Regions from separate parts of the Homo sapiens genome. Here region 1 is linked to region 2. The links are chromatin contacts, found by Hi-C or POLR2A ChIA-PET in ENCODE. All regions are on one chromosome and are shown on one strand. The core of a region is the stretch at or near the end of the contact, and the rest is flanking DNA. Distances in the headings are between cores, read along the strand shown. Region 1 holds the start of NUDC (nuclear distribution C, dynein complex regulator). Region 2 holds the start of RPS6KA1 (ribosomal protein S6 kinase A1).

Region 1 (3,728 bases), core at 456-2,955, 390 kb after region 2:
GGAACACGCAATTCCAACCAAAAGAGAAACCTAAAGGAAAAAAGGAAAGAAGAAGGCGTCAACTGTGTCAAATGCACCTGAGAAGTTGAGTAAGATAATAGTGGTTCATTGGCTTTGGCAATATGTAGCACTGTAACCATATCAGAGCCTTTAAAAAATAGACTAGAACAGGCCGGGCGCAGTGGCTCATGCCTGTAATCCTAGCGCGTTGCGAGGCCGAGGCAGGTGGATCACTTGAGGTCAGGAGTTTGAAACGAGCCTGGCCAACATGGTGAAAACCCCTCTACTAAAAATACAAAAAAAAATTAGTTAGGCGTAGTGGTGCCTGTAATCCCAGCTACTTGGGAGGCTGAGAATCACTTAAACCTGGGAGGCAGAGGTTGCAGTGAGCTGAGATCGTGTCACTGCACTCCAGCCTGGGCAACAGAGTGAGACTTGGTCTAAAAAAAAAAAGAAGAATAGATAGACTAGAATATACTGTAGAGAGATGGGAGGTGAGGGAGTAGAAAAACAAGCAAACAAGTTTGCTGCAAATGAGAGCTGAAAATTGGAGAGGTAGCAGCAGAAGAAAGTGGGGCCATGGAATAATAATATAAAAACAGGGCTGGGCATGGTGGCTCACACCTGTAATCCCAGCACTTTGAGAGGCTGAGGCAGGAGGAGTGCTTGAGACCAGGGTTTGAGACTTAGCCTGGGCAACACAGACTCCATCTCTACCAAAAAACAAAAAACAAAAAACAAAAAAAAAAAAACAGCAGGGCGTGGTGATGTGAGCCTGTAGTCCCAGCTACTCTGGAGGCTGAAGTGGGGAAGATGGCTTGAGTCCAGGAGTTCAAGGCTGCCGTAAGCCAAGATGGTGCCACTGCACTCCAGCTTGGGTGACAATGCAAGAACCCCATCTCTAAAAACAAACAAAAAGATATTAAAGCGTGTTTGTAAATTGAAGGGAAGAAGAAAGATATTTGTGATGCATAAGCTAAAAAAAGGGATAATTAACAGGGATAGAGTTCCTGAAAAGACTAAGATGATGAGATTCATTGCACAAGTGGAGGGATTAGCTTGGATGGCTGGGTCCTGTCCCCGCATTAACAGAAGTGAAGGTCAATTTCAGCACCTGTCATAATTTCCTGGGCCCAGTGCAAAATGAAAATGTGGGTCTCCTTATTCCAAAATTATTAAGAATTTCAAGACTATAACAGAAGGCCATGAAATCAAGCGTGGAGCCTTTCTAAGCCTGGGTGCTGTGCGACTGCAATTTGTACTCCCATGAAGCTGGCCCTAGTCAAGTACGCAGTGAGGTCGATGAGGAGGAGGCTGTCCTGTGGTAAGTCCCTTCTAGGATTGGAAGAGATGAGTAAGGCTACTTTCAGCTTCACTGCTCTACAAGCTGGGGGGGTCGCTAGCAAGGGAGAGGGGCAAAACTTGTCCCTTTTTAACTTCCAACCCTGCCAGATTTGAGTCCAGGGCTTTCTAGAAGTCTCCACGGCATCGGGTGACCATAGCAACTCATGCCAAACTCTCGGGCCCACGGCTCCGCCTACCGCTTCGTGGACGCGCTTGTTGATTGGCTCCGAATGTCGACCAATGGTCGGCGAAGCGGGTTGCTTGCCGCACGGTCAATGGCCGCAAACCGGGAGGAAGGCGGGAAGAGAGGAGGTGGAGGCGGGCCTGGGCAGCCGCGCGCGTGCGTGTTTCCGGCTCCGCTGCGGAAGGCGGACGACTAGAGTCGTTGGGCCCGGCGCGACCCGCAGGAGCGTAGAGAGCGCGGGACTAGAGTGCAGAGCTCCGGGACGTGGATCGGAGCCGGCGCGATGGGCGGAGAGCAGGAGGAGGAGCGGTTCGACGGCATGTTGCTGGCCATGGCTCAGCAGCACGAGGGCGGCGTGCAGGAGGTAACGGCCCGCGCGGCGTCGGCCCACCCGGCGGCCTTGGCCACGCTCCTTCCGCCCTTCTCTGCCTTCGAGGGCTGAGACCCACCCCAGCGGCTCGCGGGCTTCTGGGATGCCCCTACATTCTCACTGCGCCCAGCTTCCGGCCTGGCCACCCGCCAGCAGGTCTCACCCGGTTCGCATCAGTCCCGGGCCCCCGGCGCCCCTCAGTAGTAGCAAATTATCGCATCCCTGAGCTTAGGATCCCCCTTTAGTTTCACATATGCCCCCACCCCCGTTTCCACTTTGATGGCGGCTTCCAAGGAGCATCCCTTAGTAAGAACCGTCGCAAATATCGTGATTTGGATCCACCAAGGCTTGGGGCGAGCCGTCGAATGTGTGTGGTAGGGGAGCGGGCTGATGTTAGCACGTGGTCTTGTTAGGCCTTGAATGGGGGAATAGGAGGCCTGTGTTCACGATTAGTTTCCACCACCTACCAACTTGGAACCTTTACATCTCTCCAAGCCTGAGTTTCCTTATCTGTGAGACAGCTGCGAATACCGGTTTCCAGAGAGTAGTTAAGAACCGTAAGTTCTCAGTAATAAGGCTTTTTCATTCAACAAGTATTTGTCGTGTGATTGATGTGTGTCCCACACTCGACAATAAGGGCCAACTGTTACAGATTCTGGAGTTGGTTTTTTTGGAACAAACACAAAGTTAACGGTAGAAAAGTCTGTCAGGATCAGAACTCTCATTCTCAGAGCCAGAGAAGTGGCAAGGATTTGCCTAGATCATGCAACATGGTTCTCACCTAGACAGGTCAGTGTGCTTCCCAGAGTCCATGGCTGATTGTGTCTTACTGGAGGTAGGTTTCCATTGAACTTTCTATTCCTATGTAACCTAGGTGTCTGGTGACCAAGGACTTCTAAGCCCTTTGTGGTGGGGAGAGTGTTTCTCATTTGCAAGTGTGAAAAGCCTTCCTGTCTCCATTCCTCTAAACTGTTCGCACAAAACTGGATTTGGGAGCGAGTTCATTTTTGAGCAAATTGAAAAACTGTCTAGAAGCAAGAACGGAAACCATTGAGATATGTTCTAGCATCAGATTTAATCAGATTTAGACCCACTCTTGGGCAAATAAAGGGTTTGTGTGTGCTGACCTTGAGTCACCACTAGATTGTTTCATTCAGCAAGAATTTTACTGATTATGTACCTTTAGCCATATCTGGTGCCCAGCATTGCAGGTGGCAGACAGACTAAGCCATGGTTCATGGTTCCTATTTGTAAGGTGTTTACCCTCTGCCAGTGGGTCTCTTGCTCTGTGCCATACATTGCTAAAGGCCTCACCTCCTTGACCTCATGATCCTCACCAGGTCCCTAGAAATAGGTACTGCATCTTATTCCTGTTGTACAGAGTTAAGAAACTTCTGCAAAGTCAAAAGGTAATATATGTCCATCTGATACTCAAACCGTTGGCTACACTTGTACTCCAGCCAGAATTAATCCATCTTATCCTCCTTTGAAGTGGCTTCATTTGCTCTCCTCCTTCTTGCTTTGACCCGGTAACTTAGCCAGTGTCTTTTTTTTTGTTTAGACAAGAGTCTCTCACCCAGGCTGGAGTGCGGTGGCACGATCTTGGCTCACTGCAACCTCTGCTTCCCGGGTTCAAGTGATTCTCTGCCTCAGCCTCCCAAGTAGCTGGGATTACAGGTGCCCACCACCTGTAATCTAGCTAATTTTTGTGTTTTTAGTAGAGACGGGGTTTCACCATGTTGGCCAGGCTGGTCTTGAACTCCTGACCTCAAGTGACCCGCCCACCTGAGCCTCCTGAAGTACTGGGATTATAGGTGTGAGCCAGTGTCT
Region 2 (3,392 bases), core at 599-3,098:
CCTATATACCTGAAAGATTGAGATTATAATTCCCATTTTACAGATGGAGAAATTGAGGTTTAGAGGCATAAAATGAGTTTCCCTGTGTTAAGAAGGTAGCAGAGCTGGAATTCAAACCCAGAATTGTTGGGTTCCAAAGTCCTTTCACTCAAAATTCAGTTCAACAGCTGAGGTCCTACCCTGGGAAAGCCATGGAAAAGGGGGAGCACGTGGATTCTGGAGAAATCCTTATCCACTTTGATTTTTTTTTTTTTGAGATGGAGTCTCTGTCGCCCAGGCTGGAGTGCAGTGGGGGCTATCTCCGCTTACTGCAAGCTCCGCCTCCCGGGTTCACACCATTCTCCTGCCTAAGCCTCCCGAGTAGCTGGGACTACAGGTGCCTGCCACCACGCCCTACTAATTTTTTGTATTTTTAGTAGAGACAGGGTTTCATCATGTTAGCCAGGATGGTTTCAATCTCCTGACCTCGTGATCCGCCCGCCTCGGCCTCCCAGTGCTGGGATTACAGGTGTGACACTTTGATTTTTTTAAGCCCTAGTCTGTTCTCAACCTCTTGTGTGACCTTGGGTAAGTCACTTCATCTTTCCGAGCTTGTTTCAGGATTTGTAAACTAGGTGGTGGTAATCATTCAAGGAAATCACATGGCTCGCAGGAAGCTTTTGATAAACATTCCTTCCCATTCCCCTGCCTTAGAACAGCTTTGCAAATAACTGACCAGTCTTCCTGCGAAACCAGCAAGCTTGTCCCTCCAGCAAGCTCACTCCTCACATGTGAATACATCTCAGCACACCCGGACCCCTAAGGCTCTTTAGGTGGAGGCTGAATCTCTCTGGGGCAACCAGTCTCCCTGGCCTTTCACTCCAAGTCCCACCAAGCCTCGGTTCATCCTGGGAGCCTGGTCCCTCCTCAGAGAGTCGCAAACCCAAACTAGTCCAGAGCTGGGGCTGCAGGTGACTCCAGGGAGACCTGACCTGAAAGGACCCCCTTCAAGTGATAGGGCAGAGCACAGATTGCAAAAACGCATATTAAGAAATCACTCTTGGCCGGGCGCGGTGGCTCATGCCTGTAATCCCAGCACTTTGGGAGGCCGAGGCAGGAGGATCACTTGAGCCGGGGAGTCAGAGACCAGCCTAGGTAACAAAGCGAAACTTCGTGTCTCTCTCTCTCTCACTATATACACACATACATACATATATGTGCATATATATAATATTTATTTATACATATTTATTTATATATGTAATATTTATATACATTATGTAAAATCAATCGATCAATCAATCACTCTGTGGTGGCACTATGGGTCCTGATGGTGGTAACAACTGCTGATGCCCATCTTGGCCTGGGGCACTGAGATCGCCCGGAGATCACAGTGTTAGCTTCAGGGCGGGGTAGAAATTAGAGGATAGGGGATCTCTAGGGCCTGGTGAGTTGAGGGCCTAAGGGGAGTGGGTCTCAGGCTCCTTCCAAGCCTCAGCCTAGATCAGGCCCAGGAACCCAGTGTGAATGTGTGTGCTGGGGTCGGGGATAAGGTGCTTCTCTCCCGTTGGAAGGAGAAGGAACATCTGGGCTGGGATTCCAAAAGAGCTGAGCGGGGGAGAACGGTGGCCCTGGTGTGGTGTGTCCAGGGGTACACCACTGGAAGGGAAGGAGCCAGCAGGGCCTCTCCGGCGGAGCCGAGCGCGGGCCGGGGGCTCGCGGCAGGGGCGGGGCCGGCCCTCGGGGCGCGGCGGGGGCGGGGGTCCGCGCTGGGAATGCCGCGCCGCGGGGGCTGGGGCGGGGCTTCTCCGGCTCCGCCCCCGCGCAGGTAGCCAATGGGCGCGGCGGCGCCGGGTGACGGAGGGAGCCGAAGTGCTAGTGCCGCGGCGGCGGCGGCGGACGGCCCAGCCGGAGCGCGAGGGGCTCGGGGGGGCGCGGCGGTTCGGGTCGCAGAGCCAGGGACCCCAGGACCCGGGAGGCGGCGCAGCCGGGGCCGCCGGAGGAGCGCGGGTGACCTGGCGGCGGCGAGATGCCGCTCGCCCAGCTCAAGGAGCCCTGGCCGCTCATGGAGCTAGTGCCTCTGGACCCGGAGGTGAGTGAGCGGGGCGGGGGACGGGCGCCCGCGGCCGGCGAGCCCGGATCCTCACAGGGGCGGGGCGGCCCGAAGCGCCGCTGCAGTCCGGCGGGCGCCCGCGAGGGCGCGAGTGCCCTCCGATCTCTTGCCCACTGTCCGGCTCCACCCCCCTATGCCCGGGTGTGCGTGTGCGAGGGACAGTTCCGCCAAGCGCCGACTACCTCCCCGCCATAGCCAGGAGAGGGGATCCTATGGGGCGCTGAGATCTGGTCGCCTTCACCCCACACCTAGGACCCGTCCCGGCATCTGTCCAGAGCTGTCGGAGCTTCCTCCATTAATGCAGACGGGGAGATCTTCAGTGCCAGATGTCTGGGATTCTACCAGAGACAGGGGTTATGGGACCCCCACTTCTCCCAGGGCCCTCCGCCAAGAGCTCCCTGCTTCTGGCTTCACCGCTGCTGAGCCTAGAAGGATTGCTCCTCTTGACCCCTGGCGGATGCGGAGTGTGGGATGGCACCACCCGTCTGGGGCTGGAACTCCTGGTTTTCTTTGCCCTGAGGCTAGGGCCAGAGGACACCTGTGTGCCCTACCCCAGGCTGTGGAGACGAGAGTGGGGAAGAGCCCTTAGACCTTGTGAAGATGATTCCTGGCAGGGCGTGGGGGGACCTTGGTGCCTGCCTCCCTTCTTATGCCCCTTCCGGTAGGAAGGGCTGGGCCCTTGGGGAGTTTGGCTTCTGCCAGCCCAGACTCCCCAGACAACCCAGCTCCTTCTCTCTCAGAAGCAGCTCCTGACCTCCCTTGAGGGCTCTGTGGCTCCAGTCCCTAAGCGTGCAGAAGGCCACCTCTTCCTGTGCCTTTTGACCCCAGGGTCAAGGTCAAGCCCCTGAATGAGCTGGTGGAAAACTTCCTCCTTAACCTCTTGCTGGGAAGGAAGCAGGTGATATTCTCCTTCCCAGGTGGTTGTTGGGGGTATGCAGGGAGGGAATGGAGACCTCATTTGAGCCCAGGAGCTGAGATGACTTTCTCCCAGCTTGGGCCTGGAGCCCCTGTCTCAGTCCCCTCCTCTGCCCTCTCTTACCTAGGGCAGCCACCAAGTGTCCTGCCTCTCAGGACCACAGGCTTAGATCAGGGTGAGCACCCAGGGTCCCCAGCCCCCAGGGTGTGCTGCCCCTTTAAAGGGATGGCCGACACTGGCTATTGGAGGGTGGGCGCGGCAGGATTAGGTAACCAACCTGAAGGAGCAATTTGGAGTAAATTGCTCTGGGATTCCTGCCATGGGGATTTTACAGGCACTGCTAGGCTGCTCAGAGGTTCTCTCGCTGACTCACCCTCTGAGGTG

The links. Hi-C counts contacts between places; a loop is a spot of excess contacts on that map. ChIA-PET counts read pairs that join two places held with the same protein, here RNA polymerase II (POLR2A). Pooled maps may share reads with other maps.
Region 1: a loop to region 2 is called in a pooled map, with 4 times the contacts of the local background. The contact joins the promoter of NUDC here to the promoter of RPS6KA1 in region 2. A Hi-C loop is called at or near these places in 3 of 50 pooled maps. POLR2A ChIA-PET finds 5 or more read pairs at or near these places in 3 of 52 experiments (GM12878, HEK293 and HEK293T).

The regions. Positions count from the first base shown.
Region 1 is chr1:26,920,038-26,923,765 of GRCh38, forward strand. NUDC (nuclear distribution C, dynein complex regulator) reads left to right here and starts at 1,706. Exons shown (of 9, transcript NM_006600.4): 1 at 1,706-1,892. The coding sequence starts at 1,812. RefSeq lists a silencer at 1,453-1,602 and enhancers at 1,733-1,852, 1,973-2,514.
Region 2 is chr1:26,527,913-26,531,304 of GRCh38, forward strand. It overlaps RPS6KA1 (ribosomal protein S6 kinase A1), which reads left to right and starts at 1,849. Exons shown (of 22, transcript NM_002953.4): 1 at 1,849-2,071. The coding sequence starts at 2,009. It overlaps LOC124903884 (a long non-coding RNA gene), which reads right to left. Exons shown (of 2, transcript XR_007065558.1): 1 at 3,286-3,392; 2 at 1,208-2,649. RefSeq lists a silencer at 1,734-2,213 and enhancers at 2,455-3,365, 3,366-3,392.